Linked DNA regions of Homo sapiens: region 1 is linked to region 2. The links are chromatin contacts, found by Hi-C or POLR2A ChIA-PET in ENCODE. All regions are on one chromosome and are shown on one strand. Each heading gives the region's core, a stretch centred on a gene start or an enhancer-like site at or near the end of the contact. The rest is flanking DNA. Distances are from core to core; before and after follow the strand shown. Region 1 overlaps PLB1 (phospholipase B1). Region 2 overlaps LOC105374378 (a long non-coding RNA gene).

Evidence for each region. A loop is a pair of places that touch in the nucleus more often than their neighbours do. ChIA-PET counts read pairs that join two places held with the same protein, here RNA polymerase II (POLR2A). Pooled maps may share reads with other maps.
Region 1: a pooled map shows a loop between it and region 2 (2.4-fold over the local background). The contact joins two enhancer-like sites. A Hi-C loop is called at or near these places in 1 of 50 pooled maps. POLR2A ChIA-PET finds 5 or more read pairs at or near these places in 2 of 52 experiments (PC-9 and activated CD4-positive, alpha-beta memory T cell).

The regions. Positions count from the first base shown.
Region 1 is chr2:28,543,594-28,549,473 of GRCh38, reverse strand. It overlaps PLB1 (phospholipase B1), which reads right to left. Exons shown (of 58, transcript NM_153021.5): 15 at 543-614. Among named protein-coding and RNA genes, the nearest start is that of PLB1, 50 kb to the right of the region's middle. RefSeq lists an enhancer at 3,433-3,932. Within about 2 kb of position 4,298, at least 8 of the 41 ENCODE cell types and tissues checked have a DNase peak (open chromatin) inside an H3K27ac peak, as active enhancers do; they include PC-9, where a contact is called at or near this core.
Region 2 is chr2:27,721,317-27,727,667 of GRCh38, reverse strand. All of the region lies in intron 2 of LOC105374378 (a long non-coding RNA gene), which reads right to left. Among named protein-coding and RNA genes, the nearest start is that of LINC01460, 8.8 kb to the right of the region's middle. Within about 2 kb of position 4,192, at least 20 of the 41 ENCODE cell types and tissues checked have a DNase peak (open chromatin) inside an H3K27ac peak, as active enhancers do; they include PC-9, where a contact is called at or near this core.

The DNA.
Region 1 (5,880 bases), core at 3,049-5,548, 820 kb before region 2:
ACTGCACTCCAGCCTGGCAACAGGGCGAGACTCCGTCTCAAAAAAAAAAAAAAAAAAAAAAGAAAGAATCTCATTCATTTATGTCCAGTTATTTTCTCATCCACTTATTTGGAAACATTAATTATAAGCCTACTACATACTAGGCACATATTTAAGATGTAGTCAAAATGATCCACTTTTCAGGTACTTAGATACTCACCATCCCTCCCTTCTTTGCCACTCTGAGGTAGAGGAAGGTCTGGAAATGGCATCTGGGGCAGAGGGCCAGGACCCAGAGGCAGCATTTGGGGCCAGGTGAGCTGTGGCCTTGTTCCTATGCCTTCCACAGGCATGGAGGGGGCTGCAGTTTTGCTAGAACAGCTCTCATGGCCCACAACTGTAAACATTAGGGCTGCTATGTATGCAAAACTGTGTGCAGGCCCAGAAGAACAGAAACAGGATTCACATCTCAGGTAAGACCCACTTCACAGCAAAGCCCACTTGGCCACCCCACCTGCGCCCTCGATTCAATAAGAGTCCCTCCTCTGCCCAGTCCCTCCTACCTGAGAGGGACACTTCATTGGCCTCCCGTGTTTTACACTCAATGGCTCATCTTTCTCTCCTGCTGGCTCCATCTAGAAAGGAACGTGGGCTTTAGAACAGGGAAGTTTTGTGCAGGTAGCAGCCTGCCAAGTCACCAGTGAGAAAGACTCATTAGTCCAGCAGCAGTACCAGGGAACGCATTAGAAATGCACGTGTCCAGCCCCCATCCCCAAACTACTGAGTCTGAGACTCTGGGGCTGGGGCAGCAGTCTGTGTTGTAAGCAGCTCTCCAGGCGATTCTGATGCACACCCGAGTTTGAGAACCACAGCATGAGAAGCAGCATCGGTTTTATATATATATATATAGAAGGGACTTCCTAGTCTACCTCTCCTAGAAGGAAAAGCTGCACAGCAGAGGTTGAGGTGGGGCCCAGCCAGCCAGGACAGAGCTGGGACTCCAACATTGGTGTCCTGCATCCAACCAAACATCTAGCAATGGGTCACACAGCTTTCTGATCACGTGGGGGCCGGTTATCCAGCTTGGCTTCTTGTCCCCTCCTTGCTGCCCAGCTACTTTCTGGCTCACTGATTCAAGTTCCCTTAGACAGGAGAGCCAGTATGGGAAGGAAGGGCAAATGCATCGCTTTTTACATAAAGCATGTATTCTTTCCCAAGTCCTCCCCGCAGCCTGTGTCCACAACCCAAATGTAGGTAAATCTGCGCACAATAGAGAATGGAAACCCTCTGTTCCCTGAGAACTGCTTTCACAGCTTTGAGTGAAGCAAGTTATGGGGCCTGGGTCAAGTCTCATGTCTTTCACGGGGTCACAAATACAGTGACATGGAACACAGCACAGCCAACACTCACAAACCGCTAGAGTATCTAGTGAGCCAGGAGTGGGTGGTGTGGTATCCGCTGTGAAATAGGCAGCTACTTAAATGACAACCACGAAGGCCATCAAATGACATCTAATAACGTAGATAAAACATTTATAGTATAACAGCAGGAGAAACCAGCAGATTATCAACTTAGTAAAGCATTAGACATAGGGAAGTGAAGGCCGTTAAAGAATTAGAGGGAAGGAGGGATTTTTTTTAAAAGTTGTTTTTGTTATTTTTAAATGTTCATTATACATATATAAACACTTACAAAGAAAAATGCAATAGCTTGGAGGGATTGCAGATTTTCTTCTGCACGGGCTATTTCCTACTGTTGGAGAACCAGTTTTACTGTCATCTGGCTGCCCACAGGTGCTGGGCTCTGGTCGTACCTCTGGCCCTCACCTCCCCTTCCAATGACTCTGCCAAGGAACGTGGGAAGCTACTGGATGGGGCAGCCTGTCTGGCTCAGTCACAGCTTCTACCAACCTCCATGAGGATTTTCAGATTCCTCAGCGGTATCTTACCCCAGCATCTGTGCCCCAATAAGCAAGAAACAAGAAAAGAACTTTACCCTTAGTGGAATTGGCTCTTCAGCCAGACTGAAAGAGAATCAGATAAGGAGGTATAATTAGCTGAACATTTGGAAAAGGAGTGGCAACTCTCTAGCTCAAGGCCTAGGAGAGGAAATGGACTCCACGCTTCTTTCTGTTTTATTCTGATGGTGGCCGCTCCTAGAAACAAGGTCCCACCTGGAACATTCAAGGCGGCTGTCAAAGGAAGTATTGAGCAGGCCTGGGTGAGGGCCAGGTGCTGATCTGTCTTGCCACCTTCTCTTCCCCAATTTTTTTTTTTTCTTTTTTTTTTTTTTGGAGACAGGGTCTCATTCTCATTGCTCAGATTGGAGTGCAGTGGTGCGATCACAGTTCATTGCAGCCTTGACTTCCTGAGCTCCGGTGATTCTCCCACCTCAGCTTCCCGAGTAGCTGGGACTATAGGTGTGTGACACCATACCCAGCTAATTTCTTGTATTGTAGTAGAGGCAGGGTTTTTGCCATGTTGCCCAGGCTGTTCTCAAATTCCTGGCCTTAAGCATTCCTCCTGCCTCGGACTCCCAAAGTGCTGGGATTACAAGCATGAGCCACCACGCCCACCTTTCCCCAACCTTTCAAGAATTTAATCCATAATGGAATCTGGAAAGAAACCTTGAAAGAGCCATATCTAAATGACTCTGACAAAGTGGATAAAGCAGAGTCTATTTTTTTTTAAAGGGCCTCAAAGAAGGAAAATTCATAGATTTTCCCAAGAAACCCATTTCCGTTGAGAACTTTGTCCTAAATGTCCCTTTAGGAGTCCCCTCCATCCTCCTTGCTTCCATTCATTCCCTTTACACTGGCTCTGACCCTTTCTTCTCCTGCATCCCCAATCCCCAGAAAGGATGGAAATGACACAGTTACTTCAAATAATTCCTCATGTGTGCCTCTTTCTCCTGCCACACTGTGGGTCCCATAAATGCACATGTGCTATTTACTCCAGGGACAACCGGGGCTGGTCTGGGCTTCCACCCCACTCTGCACATCTCCCCAGCACGGCTTCCTGCCACCGAGGAATGAACTGCAGTGTGGGAGGGGTGAGGGCAATGACCTTAAAAATCCTCTCCGAGCAGCAGAATCCTCCCTGGACTGTGAGCAATCCCCAAGTTCCTTATTCTGCCTGTGGCTTCGGCACCTGGTGTAGACTCGGCATAAGGTGGGGTCAGTGATTGCTGAGAGGGCCAGGGACATCAGTTCCCTAAAGGTGGGTCCCCTTCAAAACGACTGATGTACAAGAATTACCAGAAATTATTGCGGCAGCAGCAGAAAGGGCCTAGGGAATGAACCGTGTCCCAGACACAAAATCCTCCTCGGCTTGGCACCAGGAGTGCAAGCTTCAGCCTGGAGGCCTCACTCAGCCAGGACAGTTCCAGGCATGTTTAGATGGGGCTGCTGTCACCTCCCATGCTGATGGGTGGAGCTTTTCCTTTGCTGGTCCTCAATGCTCACCTATGCTAGGGCTTGGAGGATGAGGGAGGGAGGGAGGATGCTGACGTGGTCTGGGTATGTGGCTTTGTGGGCTGCAGAGCTGAGAGCTATCCTCCTTCCCTACAGCTGTGTCCGGGGGTGTCTGAGGACAGAGTAATGGACCTGGACTCCCTGTGATCATGGGGATTCTGCCAGTCCCTCTCTGCTCCCCACACAGAGGGCAGCCCTCACCTGGGCTCTGTGTGTCTGCGAGGGTAGACACAGAACAGGTACACCTGCCTTCCACCTCGATGTCCCAGTCCAGCCCAGCAAAGAATCACAGATGTGGTGGCAGAGACTCCCGCCCTCCCCGCACCTGGAGGATGCAATTAGCGAAACCAAGGGTAGGAAGGAGCCCAATGCCCTCCCATATTTTCACAAACCCTTGGGTGCTGGCTAAGGGTGCTTAGACCTTTTTGGCAGGTAGAGAAAATGGACACCCCGAAAGACCGTGTGACTTGCCTCAAGAAACCACCGAAAGTGGGACCGAAATCAGAGCCCGGGTTTTCTGGCTCCTGTCCAGTGCCCTTCGCCCTAACCTGTTATACCCGTCGCTTCTCATGGCTGAATTCGGGTCTGCAGGAGCTTCTGATGTGTTCCAGCAGCTGTGCTCGATCCGGGAACTGTGGGATGGTCTGGCATTTTGCTTGTGAGGAAACGAGGGACTGGGGATGCTTGGGGAACCCCCTCCTATCCTGTCTCTCCCTGCCCCCCATGTCCCTGCTGGCTGAGGCTGCAGGAAGCTTGGGGTTTGCACTGGCACTGGGAAACCGGACTTGTATGGGTGTGGAGAGAGTGAGGTCACTGCTTACCTAGGAAAGCCACATCCTCCTCCTCTTCTAAGCCCTTGTGACACTCTCTGTGTCGCAGGCCTTTGGCCTTGAGGGTGAGACCTTCCATTCCTGTGTACGTGCTCATTCTGACCCTCGAGTAGTTTTAAGAGACCGTACGTGGGGTGTACCTTATTTGTATGCATGGGACCATCACCTGGCAGCTCTGTAAAGGTGGTTATTATTGCTATTGCCACCAATATCAAGGACAAATAGCATGATGAAAGGAGAAAGGGATAGGAATCCAGCCCTCTCCCTGGACCTGCCCTCTCCAGCTTCTCTGTCTGGTGCTCAAGGGCTCCTTTCACGCTGGGAGCCTTATCTCCGTATCTCTTCTCTTATCAGACAGGCCTCTTCCTGCCCTTGCTGCTGCATCTGACGCATTCTTCTCTCCATGCCCTTTGCTCACAAAGGTCCCTTTGCCTGGGAACGCCCTCCGTGACCTCCTCCAACACATTTCACAAAGCCCATTCAAATCCCCTCTTCATGGGCTCTCCCGGCCTCATTGTTCACATTGCTTCTTGGTGCGTGGCCCAGCACAACACTGCTGGCTGAGTCCCTTTTGACTCTCGTTCCTCTGGGCTGTCTGGCCCTTCCCAGCTACACCTGAAGCCTGGTGAGAACAGAAGCCACATTTGGTGGGTCTCTTGTATCCCCCTTGGAACCATGGAGGGTACAAGGGCAGGGTACAAGGTGGTATGGTGGTACCTTCAAGGGCAAGCCATGTCACAGGTGTCCTTTTGTTGGTTGGGAGAAAGATGGCAGGAGAGGAGAGGTTTGGCTGAGCTGGAATCATCAGCCCTCCTCTCCCTGAGAGAGGGCTTGGGAGAGCAGTCCCTGCTGGAGGGGCCAGGTTCCTCTTCTCTGCCCATCATGGGAGATCAGCAGCAAAGTGGATTTCTGGGGACATAGTCCCCGCAAGTGCCAGGCACACTGAGAGACGTCCCTGTTCAGAGAACTCAAATGCCTTCTTCAAAGGACAGACAGTAGGTTTCCAGTGCCAGGGACTGTCGGAGGCCGTGCCCCTTCCCTCCCTACACTCTGTTTCACACTGGCTCATGTGTGCTGAAATGCAGCTGTCCCTGGTACTCAACACAGTATGTCAGTTGTGGAGACGGATCCACAAAAGAAGAAAAATGAATTTCTGTCACTAGAATTCTAAAAATAAGGCAGCTTGGGTGGGAAGAAAATAAATGGCAAATTCAGGTCTCTGTCTGACGCCCTGAAAAGGTTCAAAGCCTCGACGTCGACGCCACATTCCATCCCCTGACTAATCCCAGATATCCCTGGGGGCCCTTTGGAATCTGGGGATATCCTGTTACAGTTACAGTAAAAAGGCCAATCCACGTGGAGTGCTTACTACAGGCCAGGAGCGAGCTGCGCGCTAGATATGTTGGGCCAGGGGCTGACCTGGATTTTGCAGAAAGAGCATTGAGACCTGAGTTCACAGAGCTTGTGAGTGGTGGGCTTAGCATTCCAACCCAGGCCTTCATCACGCTGCAGCCCACGCTTGTTCCAGGCACCACCTTGGGCCTTGACAACCGCACAACACCGCCTAAGTGTGAGGGCAGGCTGGACAGGAATGGTGAG
Region 2 (6,351 bases), core at 2,943-5,442:
TTTACCACCTTCTCTTCCGTCGTGGCCCCATCCCCACAGCGACCTATGAGGCTGTAACACACAGAAGGAAGCCCCACTTAATCAAAAGTAACTGGGCCAACTCCTCCTGCCCAACCCCATGCCATGGCCAGATCATTGTCAAGCTGTCCCAGGCGTGCGTCATGGTCACTCCCTGATCTGACTTGAACATTGGCCTTGGGAGGAAAACGGAGCTGTCAGTCTGACTTCCTCTTCCTTTCTCCCCTCTGCCTCTGCTGAGAGCATTGAGGGAGGAGTCATAGTTCTCTTCATAGTCATAGTTTCCAGAATAAGGCATTTCCATAGGCAGCCGGGTGCGGTGGCTCACGCCTGTAGTCCTAGCACTTTGGGAGGCAGAGGCAGGCAGATCACCTGAGGTCAGGAGTTCCAGACCAGCCTGGCCAACATGGCGAAACCTTGTCTCTACTAAAAATACAAAAATTAGCCAGGCATGGTGGGGCATGCCTGTAATCCCAGCTACTCGGGAGGCTGAGGCAGGAGAATCACTTGAACCCAGGAAGCTGAGGTGGCAGTGAGCTGAGATTGTGCCATCGCACTCCAGCCTGGGCAACAGAGCGAGACTCCATCTCAAAAAACAAAAACAAAAACAAAAACAAAAAAATCATAGGCTATAGTAGTGCTGTTGCCATTTGACTAGTGTCTATTACACTGAGCATCTACTATATACCCAGAACTTTCCTGGGTTCTAGGGATATAGCAATGAGCAGAACAAATTCTTTTTTTTTTTTTCTTTGAGGTAGAGTCTCACTCTGTCACCTAGGCTGGAGTACAGTGGTGCAATCTCAGCTCACTGCAACCTCTACTTCCCAGGTTCAAGTGATTTTCGTGCCTCAGCCACCCAAGTAGCTGGGATTATAGCCATGCGCCACCACACACAGCTAATTTTTTTGTATTTTTTAGTAGAGATGGGGTTCGCCATGTTGGCTAGGCTGGTCTCAAACTCCTGGCCTTAAATGATCCACCCACCTCAGCCTCCCAAATTGCTGGGATTGCAAGCATGAGCCATCGCACCTGGCGCAGAACAAATTTTTATCCTATATATTGTAACAGAACTGTATTGAACGAAGTATTTCAGCCTTGGATGACACATACTTAAACCCATGAAGATGATAAAGCCCACTATCGAGAAGACTTATTGTTTTGTCTGCCCAGAACAGCACCTCCCTTCTTTGGGGGAAATCCTCCTTCACCAATTCAGCTGTAATTATGGAAGGAGCTGCCAATTATTGTGCCAATTATTGTGTATTGCTCCAGTGTTCACAGGAATGAGTGTGAAACCCAGGTTGGGCCAGTCACTGAACCCTAGGAGCCCCTTGGCCACAGTGATTGGTCTAGGAAGAGTCATATGGTCTGGGTTGAACAAATCAGAATGCCTTTCCTTCCATAGCTTTTTCCTTTAAAAGTTTTAAAATTAATTTTAAATACATAAATTATACCTGAATACGTTATCACTGAAAAAGTTTAAACCTGACAGTCTCCTTCAATCTCAACACCTAATCTTAGCTTCACCAGAGATAACCAAGGTAATTTAGTGAATCTAGACCTTTTCTATGCATTTTCATATATTTAGAAATATGTTATAAACATATATAAATATATATTATTATTTCAAGGTTTTGTTTTGGTTTTGGTTTATGCTTGAGTGATACCATATTGTATCTATATACTGCAAATTACATTTTTCATTTACCAAGATGTCTTAGGGGTTTATGTCAGTACATACTTCATTCTTTTTAATAGTTTCCAGGTTTTCAGAGTATAAAATATATCATGGTTTAAAGATGGACACTTATGTTATTCCTAATTTTGCATTACAAATAATTCTTCACATAACACCCTGGCCTGTGTTTCCTTGTGCACATACATGAGAGTTACTGGTCTGGATTTTGAGACATGGCATCATGAGATCCATGGTAACCACATTTCAAATTATAATAGATACTGCCAAATTTCCCTCCAAAGGGACTGGGACAATTTATGTTCCCTCCAATAGTGTATCACAGCATTAGGGTCTCCATTTTCCATTCCTTCATCAGTACTGGAAAAGAACAAAGTGTAACATTTTTGAACTGTGACGACTGCACACTGGTATGCTGCTGTTTGCTGTCCTCTAGCCGGAGCTGGTGTGAAAGAGTGCTTTCCTCTCTGGCCATGGGGCTGTGAGGATGGGCACACAGAGCCTCACAGCCTTGAGAGCAGGTGGATAAATCAACATCCTGAGGGGAGGGGACGTCCCAAGGATGTCCACTCCTTGAAGCCATTTGTTTTATCCCTGTCTCCACAGTAGTTTATGTAAGCCAACACCTTCATCTTTGGGGCTCAAGCTAATTAGAATTTTGTTTCTGTTACTTTCAGCCACAAGACTGAACTCATGATTAAAATGTATAAATGACCATTGTTTCTCTCATCCCTGGCCCTGAGATCACAAAGTTTATGCTGATTATTCTCTCTTATTGTTCTATTTCTCCTCTCCTCCTCATTCCTTACTTTCCTCATGCCCACATTCCTCTCCCCAGGCACCATATTCAGGGGGTTCAGATCACCTGTGGGGTCCTTTTCAGAAAGGGCAGAGGAGAGCAGGAAACAAAGCCCCTGGGAACAGGAGACGGGAGGGGCATGGGCCTGATTCCCCTGTGGAATCTTTCCCGAGTGAACACAGGCACTCTTAGTTTCTGTGCCTAGGCCTTAGGCCAATGTCTCTGTTTTAACAGAAAAAAAAAAAAGAAAGAAAAAGGAAAAGAGTAAAAAAGCAAAAACTAAAAGACACAGTGGAAGAATCTGCCCTCCCTTTTTGTTTTGAATTATCATACCCCCCAGCACTGAGTGAAAACTCATTTTGTTAAAAATTGACATAGCAGTTGCAGCTTCTTAGACACAGACACAACATAAACACATAAACACAGGCTGTGAGTGTTCTTTTGATGGTAGTATGTGTTTATTGTTTTATTTTATTAATAAAAGAGTGAGAACAGGGTACTAAATTATACCCAATCCAAAATAAAAGGAGAGCAGCTCAATATTTACTCCCATAATGACACCAGGTCACCCATCTGTAGGACGCTGGGGCCTGGTTCAGAGCAAGATGCTGTCTCCAGTTGCCATGACCCGAGGTGCTAGAGAGTTCTGAGTGTAACCCTTCTCAGATATGAGCTCATCTCACCCTGGAATAATTCTGAGAAGTAGGAATGGCATAGGGACAACATCCCCATTTCAGAAAGGAGGGGCCCTGGGGAAAGAGGCTGTGTCCTTCAGGGCCAAACAGTGACACAGGAATGGGACAAAAGCCTCCCCTCCCAAGACTAAATGTCTGTGAGAAAACTGCTGGAGAAAGGCTAGCCAGGCAGGGAGCCTGGGTGCAGGAGGTGGAGGGAGGGCGGTGAGCCCCCAGCTTGGCTGCATGTCAGGAGAGCTGGGAGAAGGGTCATGTACCCTGACATTCACAGAGGGGGTGGCACAAGAGAAGCAACTGCAGCCTCTCATTATGACCCAGTAAATCTTCAGTAAAACCCTCTGCCCTGCCATGTTTGGTGGGGAAAAACCGTTTTCTGGAAGCTGCTAAGGGGGCTGAATTTTGCATTACATTGCCTGGGGTCAAAAGAATCAACTCACAAATGAGCTGACTCACAAGCGAGTTGTCTATGAGACACCTGTATGCACATATTTGCTTTATTCACTGCTGTATCCCTGATGTCTACAACAGTGTCTGGCACACAGTGGATGCTCAGAAAATATTTGTGGAATAAACACATAGAACTCTTTACATCTGCAGTCTCTGCCACACCCACCTCTGTGTCTCCCTTCTCCAAAGTCTGGCTTAACATTCACAGAGACTCTGGTGTGGCTGACCCACTCTGTGCCCAGCACTAAAGCCTTGGTTCCCTCCGGGGAACTGAGAGGTCCCTGAGCTTCTGGAGCCGCCTTCTCGGTTATTGCAGGTTTCCTCCCCACCCAGAGTATGTGCAGCGCCCTGACCTGCTGCCCCAGCAGGTTCTCATCAGGACTCCACAGCCCACTCCATGTGTGGGCCGGAGTAGAGAGAGGAAGCTCTCCCAGCGCCACAGTGGGAGCTGCCAGCCTTGTCTTTTGCCTGTGGCCAGGGCAGGACTGTGGACTTTTCATCCCAGTTCTTCAAGCAAAGCTTCAGGCTCGCCCCCTACTGTGAAAGTGGAGGAACTTCATCTGGAGCACAACTCCCGGGCTCCTTGGAGTTCAGCATCCTTGATCACTTTTCTCTGAGCTAGGGTTGAAGCCCCAACGTTCACATGGGTTAGGATATGTGACTACGAGCAAAGCTTCACCTCTCTCAGCCTCAGTTCACTCATCATAAAGGGGGTAGGAAACAGCTGAAAACGCCATCCCTGTTCACCTGACAACAATATGGTGAGGATTAAATAAGGGCAGATGGCCGGACGTGGTGGCTCACAACTGTAATCTCAGCACTTTGGGAGGCAGAGGCGGGCAGATCACTTGAGGTCAGGAGTTCAAGACCAGCCTGGTCAACAGGGTGAAACCCTGCCTCTACCAAAATACAAAAATTAGCCAGGCGTGGTGGCGGACACCTGTAATCCCAGCTACTTGGGAGGCTGAGGCAGGAGAATCACTTGAACCTGGGATGCAGAGGTTGAAGGGGGCTAAGATCATGCCACTGCACTCCAGTCTGGGCAACAGAGTGAGACTCCATCTCCAAAATAATAATAATAATAATAATAAAACAAAAATTAGCTGGGCACGGTGGCTCAGACCTGTAATCCCAGCACTTTGAGAGGCTGAGGTGGGTAGATCACTTGAGACCAGGAGTTCAAGACCAGCCTGGCCAACATGGTGAAGCCCTATCTCTACTAAAAATACAAAAATTAGCCGGGCATGGTGGTGCACACCTGTAATCCCAGCTATTTGGGAGGCTGAGGCAGGAGAATCATTTGAACCCAGGAAGTGGAGGTTGCAGTGAGCTGAGATCATGCCACTGCACTCCAGCCTGGGTGACAGAGTGAGACTCCTTCTCAAAACAACAGCAACAACAAGAAAAAACTACAAATGAGGGCAGACATGTGACAGTTTCTTGCCTTTGTCAGGCTCTGCAAAGCTGTGGGGCTACTGTTTCCTAACAGTAGGCCACTGAACAAACAACAAATATCCACACCTTCGTTGCCTAGACCCAAGGCAGAGCAGGTGCCTTTTCCTCCATACCCCTTAGCCCAGGCTGCCCTGGGTAAGCTCTTGCTGACTGAGGGCTGCAGGCTCCTGGGCTATCTAAAGGGCCTGGACATGACACCCTGGCAGATGCTGCTGGCTAGAGAAGGGGAGCCCTGGTCCCCTCCATTCTTGGGTCACATGATCAGAGGCAGCAGCTATTCACCTGTCCAGGTGGGGAGCCATTGGCATGTGGAAGGCCATAGAAACTCAGGTTAGACGTCTGCTGGGCTGAGACAGAAGCTGGAAGGCCATCAGGGACAGAGCTTGTCTCCCCACACAACCCTGAGCCCCACACAAGGACCCAGGGCAAGTGTGGGGTAAGAGGCTGTTTCTCACTGTGGTCTCAGACAAAGGAAAATCCCCAAGGCCCTGGTGTGCAGGAGTAGTGAGGCACCCCTTGTGGGTTGCCAAATTTAGCAAATAAAAATACAAGACAGACATGCCACTTAGATGTGAATTTCAGATAAGCATCAAGTACTTTTAAAATATAAATATGTCCCATGGAATATTTGAGATATACTTATACCAAACATTATTTGTAATTTATCTGAAATTCAAGTTTAACTGGACATCTCATATTTTATCTGGAAACCCTCCAGACCCTCCAGGGCCAAAAGGGCTCGGGGGACCCAGCCCCTTCCCACAGCCCACAGCCACACCCCACTGGAGGTTCTGGGCACTCTCGCAAGAGGACGCTTCCTGCTCCAGGTGGTGCCAGGTGGTGACCCCAGCAGCCCAGCATGGGTGGAAAGAGGAAAGGGAACGCGGCAGAGGGAAAAGCCAGCAGTCCCCTTAGATTTCACCCTTGAGTGTCTGTGAGGTGAGTCACCTGTCACCTTCACAGGGCCTTGTCCGCATCAAAGGAGGTCATGGTGGCGAAGTGCTTTCACATTACAAATGCCCTTCCCGCGGGGTGTTGTGGCAGGGCCTGCACTGGCCTTTGCTCGGCTCTTAAGGGTTGGCATCCCTGGTGACCCTCCCTTTTCCCTGAGTCATCTCACCCACTGCCTGGCTCCAGTCACATCTATAAGTGGATGGCAACCCACTTAGCACTCCGTCCTCCTTTACAGTAGAATAAATATACACCACTTCTTCAGGGGAAACAGCCTCAGACCCCTA